Linked DNA regions of Homo sapiens: region 2 is linked to region 1. The links are chromatin loops, found by intact Hi-C in ENCODE. Cell type or tissue: GM12878. All regions are shown on one strand. Links, peaks and the distances in the headings refer to the core of each region. The heading gives the core; the rest is flanking DNA. Region 1 overlaps LOC105371870 (a long non-coding RNA gene). Region 2 has its middle 25 kb from the start of KPNA2.

Region 1 (9,485 bases), core at 766-8,765:
GGATCCTCAGGCTTCGATGCTATTTGCTTAATCCAGGTGGTCTGTGGAGATGCCTGGGACAGAAAGCAGCAGCCGGACTCCAGAATCCCCCATGTTAATAGCTATTCTATGCTATGTCCCCGTCTTATTGCTGGCAACTCACCTCTCAGCTCAAGCATTGTGACATTACAGCAAGAAGTATTAATATAAATGACACAAAAGAAAAAAGAAACCATGGGGTTTTGTTTTATTAAGTAGGTAGGCATTGTACATGTGCAGGGTGGGAAATGATCAGGAGACAGGTATCCAATGAGCATCTGCCATGTATCAGGCACTGCGCAATGTTCCTTACATACCACGATCCCATTTAATCTTCAAAAAACACTGCAGAGGGCTACCACTGCCTTCCTTTTACACACGAAAAAACTGAGACTTAACAGTTGCTCATGGGAAGTTGAACCAAGAGTCAAAACAAAAGACTTTCAGGCCCCAAAGGCTGCACTGTTTCCACTGCACAAAGTTGTCTGCACTGTGAGCAACAGAGGAGAGGAAAGGGGACTAAAAACAAAAACCAAAAATCCCATAAATAAAATAAATGAACTGAGCCTTCAACCCAAAAAGTTATAAGGAGCAGAAGGAAAACATTTCCAAGGAAATCAGGAAGAAGCAAGCTTAAGAATAAAAGCATGACATGTGTATTTAATTGGATCCAGGGGAAACTATTGGGGTGAGATGTTAAAAACGGAGTTAGGAAATGACTGGAGAACTTGTGTATTACACTCCACTTCCTATGGACCTTGGGTCCTTCTCTGTAACACTAATGTTTGACTAAATTCTTCAAAGTTTCCTTGCAAGGAGACGGCCACTCTGAAGCCAAGGAGTTACCACCAACAGACTCCTTTAATAACAACACAATAGGTAAATTACCCCTGAAGGCAAATATAACTGATTATCTTATAGTAGCAGGTTTTAAAACCTTGTCTCAAAAGCATTGCTATGGGCCAGGCACAGTGGCTGACACCTATAATCTCAGCACTTTGGGAGGCTGAAGTGAGAGGATTGCTTGAGCACAGGAGTTCAAGACCAGCCTGGGCAATATAGTGAGATACTGTCTCTACAAAAAATAAAGTGAGGTAAATTAGTGGGGCATAGTGCTGTATGTCTATAGTTCCAGCTATCTGGAAGGCTGAGGTGGGAGGATCTCTTGAGCACAGAAGGTCAAGGCTGCAGTGAGCTATGATTGTGTGTCTGGAATTGGTGGGTTCTTGGTCTCACTGACTTCAAGAATGAAGCCACAGACCTTTGTGGTGAGTGTTATAGTTCTTAAGGTGGCACATCTGGAGTTTGTTCCTTCTGATGTTCAGATGTGTTTGGAGTTTCTTCTTTCTGGTGGGTTCGCGGTCTTGCTAGCTCAAGAGCGAAGCTGCAGTTCTTCACAGTGAGTGTTACAGCCATAAAAGCAGTGTGGACCTAAAGAGTGAGCAGTAGCAAGATCTATTGCAAACAACAAAACAACAAAGCCTCCACAGTGTTGAACAAGACGCGATGCAGGTTGCCACTGCTGGTTCAGGCAGCCTGCTTTTATTCTCTTATCTGGCCCCACCCACGTCCTGCTGATTGGTAGAGCTGAGTGGTCTGTTTTGACAGGACACTGATTGGTGTGTTTACAATCCTTGAGCTAGATATAAAGGTTCTCCACGTTCTTATCAGATTAGTTAGATACAGTTTTGACACACAGGGTCTCCAAGGCCTCACCAGAGCAGCTAGATACAGAGTGTCGATTGGTGCACTCACAAACCTTGAGCTAGACACAGGGTGCTGATTGGTGTGTTTACAAACCTTGCGCTAGATACAGAGTGCTGATTGGTGTATTTACAATCCTTGAGCTAGACATAAAGGTTCTCCAAGGCCCCACCAGAGCAGCTAGATACAGAGTGTCGATTGGTGCACTCATAAACCCTGAGCTAGACACAGGATGCTGATTGGTGTGTTTACAGTCTCTGAGCTAGACATAAAGACTCTCCACGTCCTTACCAGACTTAGAAGCCTAGCTGGCTTCACCTAGTGGATCCTGCACCGGGGTTGCAGGTGGAGCTGCCTGCCAGTCCTGCGCCATGCGCTCGCATTGCTCAGCCCTCGGGCGGTAGATGGGACTGGGCGCCGTGGAGCAGGGGGCGGCGCTCCTCGGGGAGGCTCCAGCTGCACAGGAACTTACGGAGGCGGGGGAAGGCTCAGGCATGGCGGGCTGCAGTCCTGAGGCTTGCCTTGAGGGAAGGCAGCTAAGGCCCGGCGAGAAATTGAGCGCAGCGCCGGTGGGCTGGCACTGCTGGGGAACCTAGTACGCCTTCCGCAGCCGCTGGCCCGGGTGCTAAGTCCTTCATTGCCCAGTGCCGGCAGGGCCGGCCGGCTGCTCTGAGTGCGGGGCTGCCAAGCCTACGCCTACCCGGAACTCCAGCTGGCCCGCAAGCGCGGCACGCAGCCCCGGTTCCCGCTCGCGCCTCTCTCTCCACACCTCTTTGCAAGCTGAGAGAGTGGGCTCCGGCCTTGGCCAGCCCAGAAAGGGGCTCCTACGGTGCAGCGGTAGGCTGAAGGGCTCCTCAAGTGCCGCCAAAGTAGGATCCCAGGCAGAGGAGGCGCCGAGAGCGAGCGAGGGCTGTGAGGACTGCCAGCATGCTGTTACCTCTCAATTGCACCACTGCACTCCCCACCCTGGGTGACAGAACGAGATCCTGTCTCAAGAAAGCATTGCTAAACACTTTCTTCCATAAAATTATATTTTGCCCTGAGGGAGGCCCCCAGCCAGACTGTGAAGTGCCACCTCCTGCTGCTGGCCCCTGAGGGTAGCGGGCAAGGAAGGAGCATGTCTCTGCTGTGGGAAGTGCCAGGGAAAAGCCCCTGGATTGGGTCACCATGAAACGCAAAGTGGGTGAAATACAAACATACCTTTGAAAGACAAATACGGACCTTAGTGAATGAGTCTGGGTCATGGCTGGACCGGAGAAATCCCAGGGTGAGCCAGCCCAAACACACCATCCATGGAATAAAAAAAGGAACTGCTACTCCAATGGTCAGCCCTGTGAGAAACGCATCCTTCCATCCAGCTAAAATCTGCCTGTGTCCATCTTGTCTGCTCAACACCAGTCCCCATGCTTTGGGACACAGAGCACTGTACCCTCCTGCATGGAATGGCCAGCCACTGGGCTTCAGAGCCAAACAAACCTGGGCTCAAAGGCCAGCCCTGACTCTCTGTTGTGTGATGTCCGGCATAATGGTGCTAGTAGTTGATGTGCCCATCTGCCCCACCTCTGCCTGGCTGTACTTGTAGCTAGTACATGTATACTATATATGTGCCCGACTGTTTCATTGTATGTTCCAGGATGGTCATGCCTGAGTTTTTTTTTTTTTTTTTTTTGGTGGGGGGAATCTCACTCTATTGCCCAGGCTGGAGTGCGGTAGCACGATCACGGCTCACTGAAGCCTCAAATCCCTAGCCTTAAGTGATCTACCTATCTCAGCCTCCTGAGTAGCTGGGACTACCGACCTGCACCACCAAGCCTGGCTAATTTTTTAAAATTTTTGTAGAGGTTGAGGAGGGAGGGGCTCTGTTGCCCAGGCTAGTCTCGAACTCCTGGACTCAAGTGATCCACCTGCCTCGGCACTGGGATTACAAGTGTGAGCCATCACACCCAGCTTCCCTGAGCCTTTATACAGAACTCGCCTTTGAGTTAGGTTCTGTTGTATATTCTAGTTAGGGCATTATATTGATTTTTTAAATTACTATCATTCTGAATTAATAACAAATTGTGGTACATTCATACAGTGGAATAGAACTCAGCAATAAAAAGTAATGAGGGGAGGTGGGGATGGTTAATGGGTACCAAAAAAAAAAAAAAAACCTGATTGAGTAAGTCCTAGTATTTGAGAGCACAATAGGGTGGCTATAATCAATAATAATTTAATTATATATTTAAAAATAACTAATGGCTGGGCATGCTGGCTTACGCCTGTAATGCCAGCACTTTGGGAGACAGAGGCAGGTGGATCACCTGATGTCAGGAATTCGAGACTAGTCTGACCAACATGGTGAAACCCTGTCTCTACTAAAAATACAAAATTAGCTGGGCCTAGTGGCACGTGCCTGTAATCTCAGCTATTTGGGAGGCCGAGGCAGAAGAAATGCTTGAACCCAGGAGGCAGAGGTTGCAGTGAGCCAAGATAGCACCACTGCACTCCAGCCTGGGCAACAAGAGTGAAACTCCATCTCAAAAATAAATAAATAAATGAAAATAAAAATAAGAGTATATAATTGGATTGTTTGTAACACAAAGGATAAATGCTTGAGGGTCTGGAAACCCCATTTTCCATGATGTGATTATTATGCACTGCATTCCTGTATCAAAACATCTCAGGTATCCCAGAAATACATACGCTTACAATGTACCCACAAAAACTATAATTAAAAATTTAAAAAGTAATGAACTGTTGGCACACAAAACAACATGGATAAATCTCAAAATAATTATGGTGAGTGAAAGAAGCCTGACAAAAAAAAGTACACACTGTATGATTCCATGTCTAGAAAGCACTAGAAAATATAAACTAACCTATGATGACAGAAAGCAGATCAGGGTCAGGCATGGTGGCTCACACCTGTAATCCCAGTGCTTTGGGAGGCGGATCACATGAGGTCAGGAATTCGAGACCAGCCTGGCCAAAGTGGTGAAACCCAGTCTCTACTAAAAATACAAAAATTAGCCAGGCATGGTGTCGGGCACCTGTAGTCCCAGCTATTTGGGAGGCTGAGGCAGGAGAATTGTTTGAACCTGGGAGGCAGAGTTTGCAGTGAGCCAAGATCGCGCCACTGCACTCCGGCCTGGGTGACAGAGCGAGACTCCGTCTCAAAAAAAAAAGGAAAAAAGAAAAAGAAAGCAGATCAGTAGTTGTTTGGGGGTGATGGGGAAGTAGAAAGGGCAGAAAGCAGGATCACCGGGGGTAATGAGGAAACTTTTTGAGAGGATGGATATCTTCACTATCTTGAATGTGATGATTTGAGCTGTATACCAAGGGTCAGATACCAAATTGTAATCTCGGTATATGCACAGTTTATTATATGTCAGTACCTCAGTAAATCTGCCTAAAATGTTTAAAAATTACTGTAATTATACAAAATACATTTTATGAAAAGGAAGTCATGAATGGAGCATGGTTGAGAACCCCAGCATCAGGTAGATTCAGAAGGAAGTCATGAGTGGAGCATGGTTGAGAACCCCAGCATCAGGTAGATTCAGAAGTGGGGAAAAGCATCTCCCACTTCCCCTTCTTCAGGCCAGCGTGCTGTGCAATTTATCCAGTGGCCACTAGAGGACAGCAGCGACTCATGTACAGGAAGTCGGCGTTTCAGGGTTTCAATACTAAGAATTCCCTGCTCTGTGCTCCCTATCCTGGGAGGTGGGCGTTAATACCCCCATAATACTCAGTTAGAGCTGAGACTTGGGACTCGGTTTCTGGCTCCTGATTCCATCTTGTTGGTCCCCCAACACCAGGAGCACAGGGAGGTCGCCCAGACTATAGCGCAGTTGGCACTATCTCAGCTCACTGCAACCTCTGCCTCCCAGGTTCGAGCAGTTCTCCTGTCTCAGCCTCCTGAGTAGCTGGGATTACAGGCGAGTGCCAACACGCCCGGCTAATTTTTCCATTTTTAGTAGCGATGGGGTTTCACCATGTTGGCCAGGCTAGTTTCAAACTCCTGACCTCAAGTGATCTGCCTGCCTCAGCCTCCCAAAGTGCTGGGATTACAGGCATGAGCCACCGTGCCTGGCTGACAACACTCTTACTAAATTAACTGCAGAGAGGTTTAAGAAACGCCTAAAGAATCTGGTGTGGTGGCTTACGCCTGTAATCCCAACACTTTGGGAGGCCAAGGTGGGCGGATCACTTGAGCCCAGGAGTTCAAGACCAGCCTGGGCAACATGGCAAGACCCCTTCTCTACAAAAAAAATTACAAAAATTAGCCGGGCATGGTGGTGCGTGCCTGTAGTCCCAGCTACTCAGGAGCTTGAGGGAGGAGGATCCCTTGAGCCTGGGAGTTCAAGGCTGCCGTGAGCTATGATGGCACCACAGCCTGGGTGTGAGAGTGACACCCAGTCTCAAAAAAAATAATTGTGGACACACATTGAACCCTCCCAGTGGGTGAGGCATGATGCCAAACACTGTATGAAGGGAATCATCTCATCTTCACAGCATTGTTACTAAATAAGCTGCAGAAAGGTTAAGAAACACCCAAAGTCATAGAGCTGGTAGGAGGCAGTGCAAGGATTTGCATCCAGATTTGACACTAACACGTGGGCCTCGCTACTGCTCTGTAGTACCCACTTAAACGGAAGTGTCCTTCTCGATTATTTAGTTCATGTGTTACACTCGTTGGTGTTGGTAGCAGATGGTTGGTATTGTAGTTCAGCTTTCTGGAGAAAGCTTGTCAGGCTTCAAGAGAATGTTTAGCATCTGTGATGGTCCATGAGGGAGGTTCCCCTCTCCACCCCTTCACCACTTTACATGGAGCATTTACAGTGTGTGAGTTTCCATGCTAAGGATGATACTTTCATGATGACAGTGTCTGAAGGGCAGGTGGGCAGAGGCCAGCAACATGGAACTGAGGGGTCAGTGATGCAGGAATCCAGTGACATTGTTTATTTGCACTCACTTAAAAGGGTTTGTCAAACACAGCCCAACTCAACTGGAGTCCTGAGAAGGTGACCAGACCAGGATGGAGGCCCAGGGAACTCACCAGAAGTCCCCATGCATCAGAACAAGGTCGAAGCATCCTGGTGAGTAGATAACACGTGCCCATGCTTTGTGGGAGGAAGTCCTCCAGCAGTTTCTCTCCTTCCCCTTGGCTTTGACTCAGCCTACCTGGGATTATGCAGTTGGTTCTCCACTCCAGATGCCTCAGGGAGGTGACCCTTCCTGTTCTGGGTTCTGCAGAAACCAACAGCTCTGGGCTTGTGCCCATCAAGCACTCTTCTGCCCATTTTATACTCTTGTGGACGCATGGTGGTGTTGATACAAGCCCCGAATTAAAGGATCCATGGCTGCCCGTGACAAGACAAAGCAAAAGCAGGCCAGAGTTAAACAGGCCCCTTGGGTCCCTTCCTTCATTTCATAAATGGGAAAATCAAGGTCTGGGCAGGGAAAGGGACTCAGCCAAGGCCACATACACAGCACACTGATGGCCGAGCCGGGGTTAGGACTCCCAGCATACCCTGTAGACTTCTCTAATAATAGATAGGCTGCTTGGTTTTTCTTTATTAAGGGTTGGTTACACATTATCTCTCTCTGTCTTTCTTAAAACAATTATTCTTTAATATCTTTATATATTCAGTAAGTGTTCAAATTTCCAACTATTTTATGTCAAAAAGCATTTTCTAACATTTTTATTAAATCAAGATCCAAACAAGATGCACACAATATGATTAGTTGATGTCTCTTAAATCTCTTTTAATCCATGGATTCCTCTTTAATCTTTCTCTTTTTCCCTTTATTCTTTTTTATTTGCTTATTTTTTTCAGACGGAGTCTCGCTCTTGTTGCCCAGGCTGGAGCGCAATGGCGCGACCTCGGCTCACTGCAACCTCCGCCTCCTGGGTTCAAGTGATTCTTCTGCCTCAGCCTCCCCAGTAGCTGGGATTCTAGGTGTTCGCCACCAAGCCCAGATATATTTTTTTGTATTTTTAGTAGAGTTGGGGTTTTGCCATGTAGGCCAGTCTGCTCTCGAACTCCTGACCTCAAGTGATCTGCCTGCCTTGGCCTCCTAAAGTCCTGGGATTACAGGTGTGAGCCACTGCGCCTGGCACAGAAATGGTAATATTCTATCATCCTGTCTTCATTTATTAGCTGGATTACTTCTAAAGAGAAACTCCTCCTTGTTAACTATTCCATTACCTGGAGTCTTATCTCATCAATTCTGGGAAGATTCTGGGTACGTGGGATTATCCCCACTTCCATGTTAGGCCAGAGGTCAGAGGGGCTGAAGGAACTGTCACCAGCAGAAGAATTGGCTGGCCCAGCCAACCGACAAAATCATAATAAATAATTAAAAAGTGAAGGCTGGGTGTGGTGGCTCATACCTGTCATCCCAGCGCTTTGGGAGGCCTGAGCGGGAGGCTTGCTTGAGGCCAGGAGTTTGAGGCTGCAGTGACCTATGGTCACACCACTGCACTCCAGCCTGGGCAACAGAGTGAGACCCTGTCTCTAAAGAAATTAATAATCAAGTGGTTGTTTTAAGGCCCTAAATCCATCAGCAGCCCATGCATGGCAAAACCAGGCCTAGGGGCCCCTGGGCCCTTTCCTTCCTTCACAGGAGGTCAGACCTGCACAGAGTCATCAAGAGCATGCAGTTCAGCCTCGCCATGTGCAGATGGGGTGGCTGAGGACTGGGAGGTATAGTGACTCATCCAGGCCTGCGCACATCACCCAGGTCATGGGCATATCCTTAAAAGAAACTCCTGAAAATTCCTTGTGATGGGTTTCAGTGTCTTTGCTGGCTGGGCCTGATGTTCTCACTCTAAAGCCTGTGCCTGTAAGCACTTGCACTAGGCCCACCATTCGACCTGATCTTATTTCCTGTGGTGTTCTCAATGCTGATAACAAATGCTTGGTAAATATCTGTTGAAATGAATCAATGAATGAAGGAGGTGTTGTTTCTGTATGTCAGGAATGGGCTGCTCCTGGACCTCTCCACTGGGGAAGATACTGGAGGCATTGGGATGTCCACAGAGCAGCCATCCTGGTGGGCCCAGCGAAGGAGCCAAGGGCACAGGGATGAGTGGGAAGCAGAGAGTGGGAGGCAGGCAAGAGAGCTCACTCCAGGAAAGCAAGCAGAGTGGGAGACCTGCCCTCCACCCTGGCAAGGGTCCAGCCGAGGAACAGAATCCTGCTGGGTGGGGAGGCAGCATAGATGGGGTTCCAGCAGGTAGCAGGGACCAGCCACTGAGCTGGGGTGAGGGCAGAACTCCAGTTGCAGGATGGAGCAGGCCGGGCCCCCATCCTTACACTGGGCAAGTGACCAAGGTGAGAACTCAGGCCCAAGGAGCAAGTCAGAAGCCCTGTGTATCAGGTAGGATTCAGTTGGGTTGAGAAGAATGAAAACCCTCAAATATCATTGTCTCAAACAAGTTCAAAGCTCAGTTTCTCTCTCATGTTTAGCTGTCCTGAGGGAATCAATCCAGAGCCAACAGAGTGCTCCATGATGCAAAGGCTCCTGTCTTATTGCTCTGCCATCCACAAACATGACTTCTACCCCATGATACAATATGGCTGCTGGAGCTCAGCCTTTCCATGCTATATTCCAGGTATCAGGAAGGAGTATGGGAAGGAGAAGAGTACTCTCCTTTTTTTTTTTTAACAGCAATTCCCAGAACTGCACAGATGGTTTTCTTTACATTCTTTTGGCCAGAACTGAGTCACATGGCCATGTCTAGCTGCAAAGGAGGGTTGGAAATGTTGTCTTCT
Region 2 (9,485 bases), core at 833-8,832, 110 kb before region 1:
TTTTTGCATTTTTAGTAGAGACGGGATTTCACCATGTTGGCCAGGCTGGACTCGAACTTCTGACCTCAGGTGATCCGCCCATCTTGGCTTCCCAAAGTGTTGAGATTACAGGCGTGAGACACCACACCTGGCCTTATGTGCAATTTGTATTCAGTAATGAGTGTGAAGTGCTGTAATCTGAAGCGTGCCGCTCAATGCTTTTTTTTTTTTCCCAGACAAGGTCTCACTCTGTCATCCAGGCTGGAGTTCAGTGGTGCAATCTTGGCTCACTGCAACCTCTGCCTCCCGGCTTCAAGTGATTCTTGTGCCTCAGCCTCATGAGTATGTGGGATTACAGGCCCAAGTCACAATGCCCAGCTAATTTTTGTATTTTTAGTAGAGATTGGGTTTCGCCATATTGCTCAGGCTGGTCTTGAACTCCTGGACTCAAGTGACCCTCCTGCCTCAGTCTCCCAAAGTGCTGGGATTACAGGAGTGAGCCACTGTACCCAGCCACTCAATGCATTTTTACCTACATGGACACCCAGGTAACCACCATCCAGATAAAGACATGGAACATTTCAGCTGAGTGCGGTGGCTCACTCCTATAATCCCAGCACTTTGAGAGGCCAAAGCAGGAGGATTGCTTGAGTCCAGGAGTTCAAGACCAGCCTGGGCAACATGACAAAACCCCGTCTCTACAAAATACAAAAATTAGCCAGGCGTGGTGGTGTGCACCTGTAGTCCCAGCTACTTGGGAGGCTGAGGTGGGAGGATCGCTTGAGCCAGGGAGGTCAAGGCTGCAGTGAGCTGAGATTGCACCACTGGACTCCAGCCTGGGTGATACAGTGAGACTCTATCTCAAAAAAAGAAAAAGAAAACTAATGTGCCTCCTTTATCTAAAACACCAATATTAAGAACAACGATATTTCTAAAAATTCAGAGCTAGGTGTCAAAATGAATTCACCCCAGAGTGCACCAGGCATCGTCAGATTCTCTTCACTAGATTCAACCCCCAGGGCTCCTAAGTGGCTTCCAACCTGTGCTGTGGATGGACAGTGAGTGAATGCTTTTGGCTTTACATAGGAACGGTGAGGACCGGGTGCGGTGGCTCACGCCTGTAATCCCAGCACTTTGGAAGGCTGAGGTGGGCAGATCACCTGAGGTCAGGAGTTCGTGACCAGCCTGATCAACATGGCGAAACCCTATCTCTACTAAAAATACAAAAAGTAGCCAGACATGGTGGCAGGGGCCTGTAATCCCAGCTACTTGGGAGGCTGAGGCAGGAGAATCACTTGAACCTGCGAGGCGGAGGTTGCAGTGAGCTGAGACCATGCCATTACACTCCAGCCTGGGCAACAAGAGAGAAACTCCGTCTCAAAAAACAAACAAACGAACAAAAAATGGGAAGGGTGAGAACAAATGTTTTTCCTTCTAATAGTTTAGAAAGACAGAAAGTGGAAGTTATTGGTTCACACACACACACACATCAACAAAGTATTTGTTTTCTCATGGTGTGCCAAGATTTTATGCATGTCAAAAATATGAACACAGGGCATAGGGTTTGCTATGAAAAGCAACAGGGGGAGACTGAGTTCTGTGTGTTGTGGGCGAGGGAGGTATAGTATTTGTGAAAGCTGAAGACTCCCTCCTGACTGGAAAACCGCCACAGGGAGGCAGTAGAGCTTAGTGGCAAATAGCATTGGCTCTGGAATCAGATTTGAATTTCAATCCAGCTCTGACACCTAATAGCTGTGTGACGTCCAGCAAGTTGCTTAACTGCTCTGTGCCTCACTTTTCAACTCAGCAAAATGAGGATAAAACTAGTATCTAACTCCTACCAGTGCTTTAAAGGTGATTTGAATACGCAGCTCAACAAGTAAGCTCTCAGTCAGTGTTAGTTTACAAAGCAGGAGTTTAAGGGGGCAACTAATTTCATTTCAGATAGATAGATAGATAGATAGATGATAGATAGATAGATGGATCTTGGATAAATAGATTTTTTTTGAGAGCATAATATTTTTCAAGCTGTGCCAAATGGTTTAACCCAAAATCTAAACAGTTGCTCAAACAGCCTTTTTCCAGCCTCCACCTACAATCATGTCCCCTTCTGATCATAGAGCAGATTTCAACAGCTCCTTCAGAGAAACCAGGCCCTCCACAATGTTATTCTTCTACCTCTTTCTTGTCATGCAAAGGATGTATAATTTGTTCCATTTCACTCTCTCTCTCTTTCTTTTTCTTTCTTTTTTTTTTTTTTTTGAGACAGGGTCTCAGTTCGTTACCCAGACTGGAGTGCAGTGGAGCAATCATGGTTTAATACAGCCTCCACCTCCTGCCCTTAGCAATCCTCCCACCTCAGCCTACCGAGTAGCTGGGACTACAGGTGTGCACCACCATAGCTGGCTAATTTTTATATTTTTTTGTAGAGACAGGGTCTCATTATGTTGCCCAGGCTGGTCTTGGTCTTGAACTTCTGGCCTCAAGCAATCCTCCTGCCTCAGCCTCCCAAAGTGTTGGGATTACAGGCGTGAGCCACTGAGCCCAGCCCCATTTCACTCTTGAGTGTGGAAAACTTTCTTTTAGCCTTTGGGGTGACTATAGATAGACAGATGGAGATAGATAGATAGATGATGGAAATTTAGAATACATAATACCTATATATTCCAAATATATCTAATATATATGCATATGATAAATACATTATGATATATTATCATTACTTATACAATTTATTTTGGGTATTCTACTTGGAGTTTTACCTACAATTTCACCGAGATTAGGAGATCTGCTTTTTTCTGCTCTTTTTCATGTTCAAAGTTTCAAAGTAAGAGCTTAATGTGAAAGCTCCCAATGTTGCGTGTCCATTAATTACACTGAGTGTCTAAGCTTGGGAGAGGGGGAGTAGTAAGCTCTTGGCTGGTGGTTAAACAGGTTATTGGAGGCATGTAGGGGATTGATAACATTTCTGGAGGAGGAAGGGGTGAGTTGGATGTGTAGGGATCCCACTGATCAGATGGGAGGAATTTAGATTTAATCCCTGATTGGATTGTAGTTCACCAGCTGGGACTGCAGGCTGGTTTATAGCAGTGGATTCCATGTTGATGGAATATCAGACTCCTTGCTTCTGAAAGGAGTGAGAGAAACTGCATGAAGGGGCTGGGCGTGGTGGCTCATGCCTGTAATCCCAGCACTTTGGGAGGCTGAGACAGGCAGATCGCCTGAGGTCAGGAGTTTGAGACCAGCCTGACCAACACAGTAAAACCCATACAAAAAAGTATTCAGGCGTGGTGGCAGGCACCTGTAGTCCCAGCTACTTGGGAGGCTGAGGCAGGAGAATCGCTTGAACCTGGGAGGCAGAGGTTGCAGTGAGCCGAGATCGTGCCACTGCACTCCAGCCTGGGCAACAAGAGCAAAACTGCATCTCAAAACAAAAAAGTCATTTTTACAGATGAGAAAACTGAGGCACAATGAGGTCAAATGATTTGCCAAGGTGTAACCAGTTTGTCTAATTTCACCTTCTCCGAAGGACCAAGGCGGATGGTGTCCCGGGCTTTTGCTTTGTAGGGGCTCCTGGACAAGGGCTTTTTTTTTTTTTTTTGAGACAGAGTCTCTCTCTGTCTCCCAGGCTGGAGTGCAGTGGCACGATCTTGGCTCACTGTAACCTCCTGGGTTCAGGCAATTCTCCTGCCTCAGCCTCTCAAGTAGCTGGGACTACAGGCATGCACCACCACACGGGGCCAATTTTTGTATTTTTAGTAGACACGGGGTTTCACCATATTGGCCAGGCTGGTTTTGAGCCCCTGACCTTGTGATCCGCCCGCCTCGACCTCCCAAAGTGCTGGGATTAGAGGTGTGAGCCATCAAGCCCAGCCGGCCAAGGGCTTTTGACAGCGGACAAGTGGGCCCACGGAAGCGGACTCCCCAGGAACACCCTGGAGGGCGCTGGAGGAGAGCAAGCTGGTTGCATGTGGCAAAGGGGCAACGTCCTTTTCTGTAAGTTTGGGGACAGCAAGAGGTGAGTTCAGGGTAGGAAGCTGAGGTCTCTACAAGGTGCTGGCCAGGATGTGGGCCTCAGGGCTCTCTCCAGAATGAATCTGCTCGCTGCTGTCTGCTGCCGATTTATTTATTTATGAGGCAGAGTCTCGCTCTGTCGCCCAGGCTGGAGTGCAGTGGCACGATCATGGCTCACTGAAACCTCTGTCTCCTGGGCTCAAGTGATCCTCCTGCCTCAGCCTCCCAGATAGCTGGGACTACAGGTGTGTGCCACCATGCTCAGCTAATTAAAAATTTTTTTTTGTAGAGATTGGGTTTCACTATATTGTCCAGGCTGGTCTCAAACTCCTGGGCTCAAGTGATCCCCCTGCCTTGGCCTCCCAAAGTGCTGGGATAACAGGTGTGAGCTGTTGTGCCTGGCCATGGTGCCACTTACTGAAGAGGAAAGAACTAACGCTGAGCAGAGAAAGGGCTGTACCCAGGTGGTTTTGAAAGGTGCTTTCCTGGTGTGTTTCACCTCCACCCAACAACTATTCTTTGAGCCTTTAATATGGGCCTGGGAAGGAAAATAGTATTTACCACAAACCATACCCTTCTCTGATATGCATTACCCCTCCGAATTCTCACAAATACCTGAGAGGCAGGGCAAGAATTCTGCTTTTACAGAAGAAGGAGCTGAGGCTAAGAGAGGTTAAGGAAGCTATTTAGTGTCACACAGCCACCAAATAACAAAACTGGAAAGTCATCTGTGGTCTGCCTGCCACTTGCCTCGAATTGCCAGGGATAGTACTAATTGCTGGAATACAAATCCTAGAGGAAAGCCTTCTTTTCCTAAAACTTTTTTTTTAGACAGAGTCTTGCTCTGTCACCCAGGCTGGAGTGCAGTGGTGTGATCTTGGATCACTGTAACCTCCACCTCCCAGGTTCAAGTGATCCTCCTGCCTCAGCCTCCTAAGTAGCTGGGACTACAGGCACACACCACCATGCCCAATTAATTTTTGTATTTTTAGTACAGACAAAGTTTCACCATGTTGGCCAGGATGGTCTTGAACTCCTGACCTCAGGTGTTCCACCTGCCTTGGCCTCCCAAAGTGCTGGGATTATAGGTGTAAACCACTACGCCTGGCCTAGAGGAAAGTCTTTTTCTCCTAAAAATCTTTTTGAGACAAAATCTCGCTCTGTCACCTAGGCTGGAGTGCAGTGGCACGATCTTGACTCACTGCAACCTCTGCCTCCCGAGTTCAAGTGATCCTCCTACCTCAGCCTCCCAAGTAGCTGGGGCTACAGGCTAACTTTAAATACCCAATAGACGAGAGAAGGCTGGAGTCCAAATGACCGGTAGGAATGGTGGACGCTGATTGCGAGCTTTTTGGCACTGTGGCTGGGCCCGATACTCAGTAACTCTAGTAGGCCAACCATGACCCCTTAAGGAGGAACTGTTGTTTCCATTTTATAGCAGGGGAAACTGAGGCTCATAGAAGTTAAGAAAGTTGTTCCAGATCCTACAGCAAGCCATTGTCTCTTCCCAGCCAAGGGAGACATTACACGAAGCACAAACAAGCCCTGTGGGTGGACATGGTGACATTTGGCACGTGTGCAGTCTCAGTCTCGTTCAAGGGCCTGAAATGAGTCATCTACAAATCAAAGAACCAGCCTCTCCGGACACAGAATGAGGCTGGTTTGTACATTAGGAGGAGCTGGACCCAGATAATGTGGTTCCAAGCAGAGAAGATAGCCTTATTCCAATTGCGTCCCCTCTGCAAGCCCTTGGGAGCTGCCCAGGCCCAGTGACCCATGGAAGAGAGGATGCTGTGCCCTAGTGTCCAAGCAGCACGGCTTGGCTCAGTCCACTGGGCTTCTTCCAGCTCACGAACCTGTTTGTTTTTACCCTTCAATGTGAACCAGATGTGGGCACCTTGCTCTCCAGGAGGTCCCTCACCCGTACCCCCCCTACCAGGCATCATTGGCAGCCACAGCTGATGGACCAGCCTCCTCCCTGCTCTCCGGCCTCTCTCACCCCCATAGCCCCTCCCTCACTGCACCTCCTGCACCTTCCCTTCCCCCAGCACGATTTGAAACAGGAAATGACACTGGGCAGATCTCAAAAGTCCATATGTCCTGGACACTCTCTCTAGGAATTTCCTGGGCCTCCAGCTTGCTCTGTGTCATGTCCTTCCCACTCACAGTATCTGGGGGGAAAGAAGTGCTAAAGGAAAATGAGAGTGAGCATCCCTCGTCCCCAGTGCTATCTTATCCCATTGTGATCTTGGGCAAGTGATTTATCTATGTCTGCATGGACTCATGAATGCAATAGGTTATAATCCATGACTCTCACTATTCACTGTAATAATTAAATTATTCCCAGGCCGGGCACAGTGGCTCATGCATGTAATCCCAGCACTTTGGGAGGCTGAGGCGGGTGGATCACTTGAGGTCAGGAGTTTGAGACCAGCGTGGCCAACATGGTGAGACCCCGTCTCTACTAAAAATACAAAAATTAGCCAGGTGTGGTGGCACACACCTGTAGTCCCAGCTACTCTGGAGGCTGAGGCAGGAGAATCCATTGAACCTGGGAGGCAGAGGTTGCAGTGAGCTGAGATTGCACCACTGCACTCCAGCCTGGGCAACAGAGTGAGACTCCATCTCAAAAATAATAATAATAATAATAATAATAATAATTCCCAGTTTGGCCAGTGGGAACCCACTCAAGCTCGCAGCTGTGCCCTTTTTTGGTGACCCATCATTCTTTGAGCTTTTTAGTACAAGCTGTTATAGAAGCATCCGTATGTTTTTTGTCCTAGCCCTGGAATCAGTCTGTTCTCCAAAGATCCTGGTTCTCCTTTTTGAAAATGGTATTTAGAAGTCAAGATCTGGATGCTACATGTGCTCATTGCCACTAGGATGAGGCTGTTCCTTGTCCCTCTCAGTGGATACAGCTGGGGAATGTAGATGTGTACACACACATGCACACGCACATATACAATCAGTCACATCTGTGTTGATTTCTTTATTATTTTAAGAAATTGTGAGTTGGGTGCAGTGGCTCACACCTGTAATCCCAGCACTTTGGGAGGCCGAGTTGGGCAGATCACCTGAAGTCAGGAGTTCGAGACCAGCCTGGCCAACATGGTGAAACCCTGTCTCTACTAAAAATACAAAAATTAGCCGGGCATGATGGTGGGTGCCTGTAATCCCAGCCGCTCGGCAGGCTGAGGCAGGAGAATCGCTTGAACTTGGGAGATGGAGGTTGCAGTGAGCCAAGATTGCACCATTGCACTCCAGCCTGAGCAACAGAGCGAGACTCTGTCTTAAAAAAAAAAGAGAGAGAGAGAAAAGAAAGTGTGGTAAAATACATATAATATAAAATTTTAACTATTTTTATTTGGCAATCTTAACTGTTTTTATTTTTATTTAACTTTTATTTTTATTTTTTGAGACGGAGTCTCACTCTGTCACCCAGGCTGGAGTGCAGCGATGCGATCTCAGCTCATGGCAATCTCCACCTCCCAGGCTCAAGCAATCCTCCCACCTCAGCCTCCCAAGTAGCTGGGACTACAGGTGCACCCCACCATGCCTGGCTAGTTTTGCATTTTTTCACCGTGTTGGCCAAGCTGGTCTTGAACTCCTGACCTCAGGTGATCCACCTGCTTCAGCCTCCTAAAGTGCTGGGATTATGGGTGTCAGCCTCTGTACCCTGCCCCATCATTTTTATTTTATTATTTATTGTTTATTATTATTATTATTTTAAGATGGAGTCTCGCTCTTGTCGCCCAGGCTGGAGTGCAATGGCACAATCTCCACTCACTGTAACCTCTGCCTCCCTGGTTCAAGTTATTCTCTTGCCTCAGCCTCCCAAGTAGCTGGGATTACAGGCGCGTGCCACCATGCCTGGCTAATTTTTTGTATTTTTAGTAGAGATGAGGTTTCACCATGTTGGCCAGGCTGGTTTCAAACTCTCAGCCCTCAGTGATCTGCCCACCTCAGCCTTCCAAAGTGCTGGAATGACAGGGGTGAGCCACTGAGCCCGGCTGTTTTGTTTTTTGGTTTTTTTTTTTTGAGAAGGAGTCTCGCTTTGTCACCCAAGCTGGACTTCAGTGGCACGATCTCGGCTCATTGCAACCTCTGTTTCCCAGGTTCAAGTGATTCGCTTGCCTCAGCCTCCTGAGTAGTGGGATTACAGGTGCGTGCCACTAGGCCCAGCTAACTTTTGTATTTTTAGTAGAGGCGGGGTTTCACCATGTTGGCCAGGCTGGTCTCAAACTCCTGACCTCAAATGACCCACCCATCTTGGCCTCCCAGAGTGCTGGGATTACAGGTGTGAGCCACCTTGCCTGGCCTAGATCCATGATTTTTCAACTGGACTACACACTTTCTTCAGGTCTCAGCAGTTATCTTACTAATAATGGCCTCTTTCCCTTCCTGGACCTAATCCAGGACACCGTGGTGCGTTGAGTGTCCATGTCTCCTTAGTCTCTGCTGACTGGTGACAGTTTCTGGTCTTCTCATGATTAGACTGGGACTGCAGAATTTTGGGAAGAATACCTAAGAGATGAAGTGCCCTCATCCTATCACATCCGGGATGTGTGATATCAACATATATGAGTCATGTTGGAAAGATGGACAAATGGGGCTTCCAAAGCTGTTCATCACAGTCAGCGAATGGATTTGAACTGGGGCCATTCTGAGATGTGTGCTCGTTTCCTTAGTTTGAGAAAAAGAACTGTCTGGTGAGGAAAACAAGGAAAGACTTCCGGTACTGAAGCAACGGTGGGAGGTAGAAGTCTGCACCCAGATGAGGTCCTTCAGGTGGGGTGGATTTGCCACCTGTGGCCTCTTTCCCAGGACCTTGTCCAGTCTTGTCTTAGCTTCTCTCTGTCTGGTGCAAGTGGCACTATCTTTTATCCATTACATGGGATTGTCTGGTCTTTGTGCCACTAGTGCAAAGATGAAAATAATCTAATAATCCATCAAAAATGCATGTTTCATGAGAATTCAAGTTATACAAGAGTCTTATACTATGCCAACCAGCAGTCATAGGTCATTTGTACCCTCCTCCCTGCCCTCCCTGCAACCCTGCCTTCAGAGCTCTTACCAGTTCTTGGAGCCCCTCCCAGTGGGATGCCAGCAGAGGAGGCCATCCACATGGAATTGGCTTATGGCTGTTGGTGACACTGGCTTTCCTTTACCTGCTTGTGGACACCTTTGTCTCGTAGTCATCAGGAAAATCACTGTCACTGCATCAGAAACGCTGGAACATCCTGAAGTTTCAAAGCAGAAATTCCAAACCATGTCCTCTGGGCAGTATTCAACAAGCATATGTGTTTCATTTGGCCCTCACTTAATTTAAAAAGCTTAAAATTAGTCCACAACATGAAAAAATCAGGAGCTCATCATAAAAGACTGGCTTTTGGCTTCTTTTGAAAAATCAGATGTGGTAATAGATGGCCCACATTCCCACCTGGCAGCATGAGGGCAAGCGGAGTGGCAGCTGCCCCGGTGGCTCGGGCACA

Evidence for each region. A loop is a pair of places that touch in the nucleus more often than their neighbours do. Peaks named below come from ENCODE experiments on the same cell type or tissue, not always from the same donor. Only the 100,000 strongest peaks of a DNase experiment are listed, where the experiment ranks them.
Region 2: it touches region 1 in a loop (2.1-fold over the local background); 9 of 110 quality-filtered maps call a loop at or near these places.

Annotation. Positions count from the first base shown.
Region 1 is chr17:68,167,257-68,176,741 of GRCh38, forward strand. The region is part of intron 1 of LOC105371870 (a long non-coding RNA gene); the gene reads left to right. Among named protein-coding and RNA genes, the nearest start is that of LINC00674, 70 kb to the left of the region's middle. RefSeq lists an enhancer at 2,314-2,813. In GM12878, for the core only: a CTCF peak has its summit at 5,336 (motif pointing right); a DNase peak (open chromatin) is centred at 5,356.
Region 2 is chr17:68,056,041-68,065,525 of GRCh38, forward strand. No RefSeq gene overlaps it. Among named protein-coding and RNA genes, the nearest start is that of KPNA2, 25 kb to the left of the region's middle. In GM12878, for the core only: a CTCF peak has its summit at 1,608 (motif pointing right); a DNase peak (open chromatin) is centred at 4,541.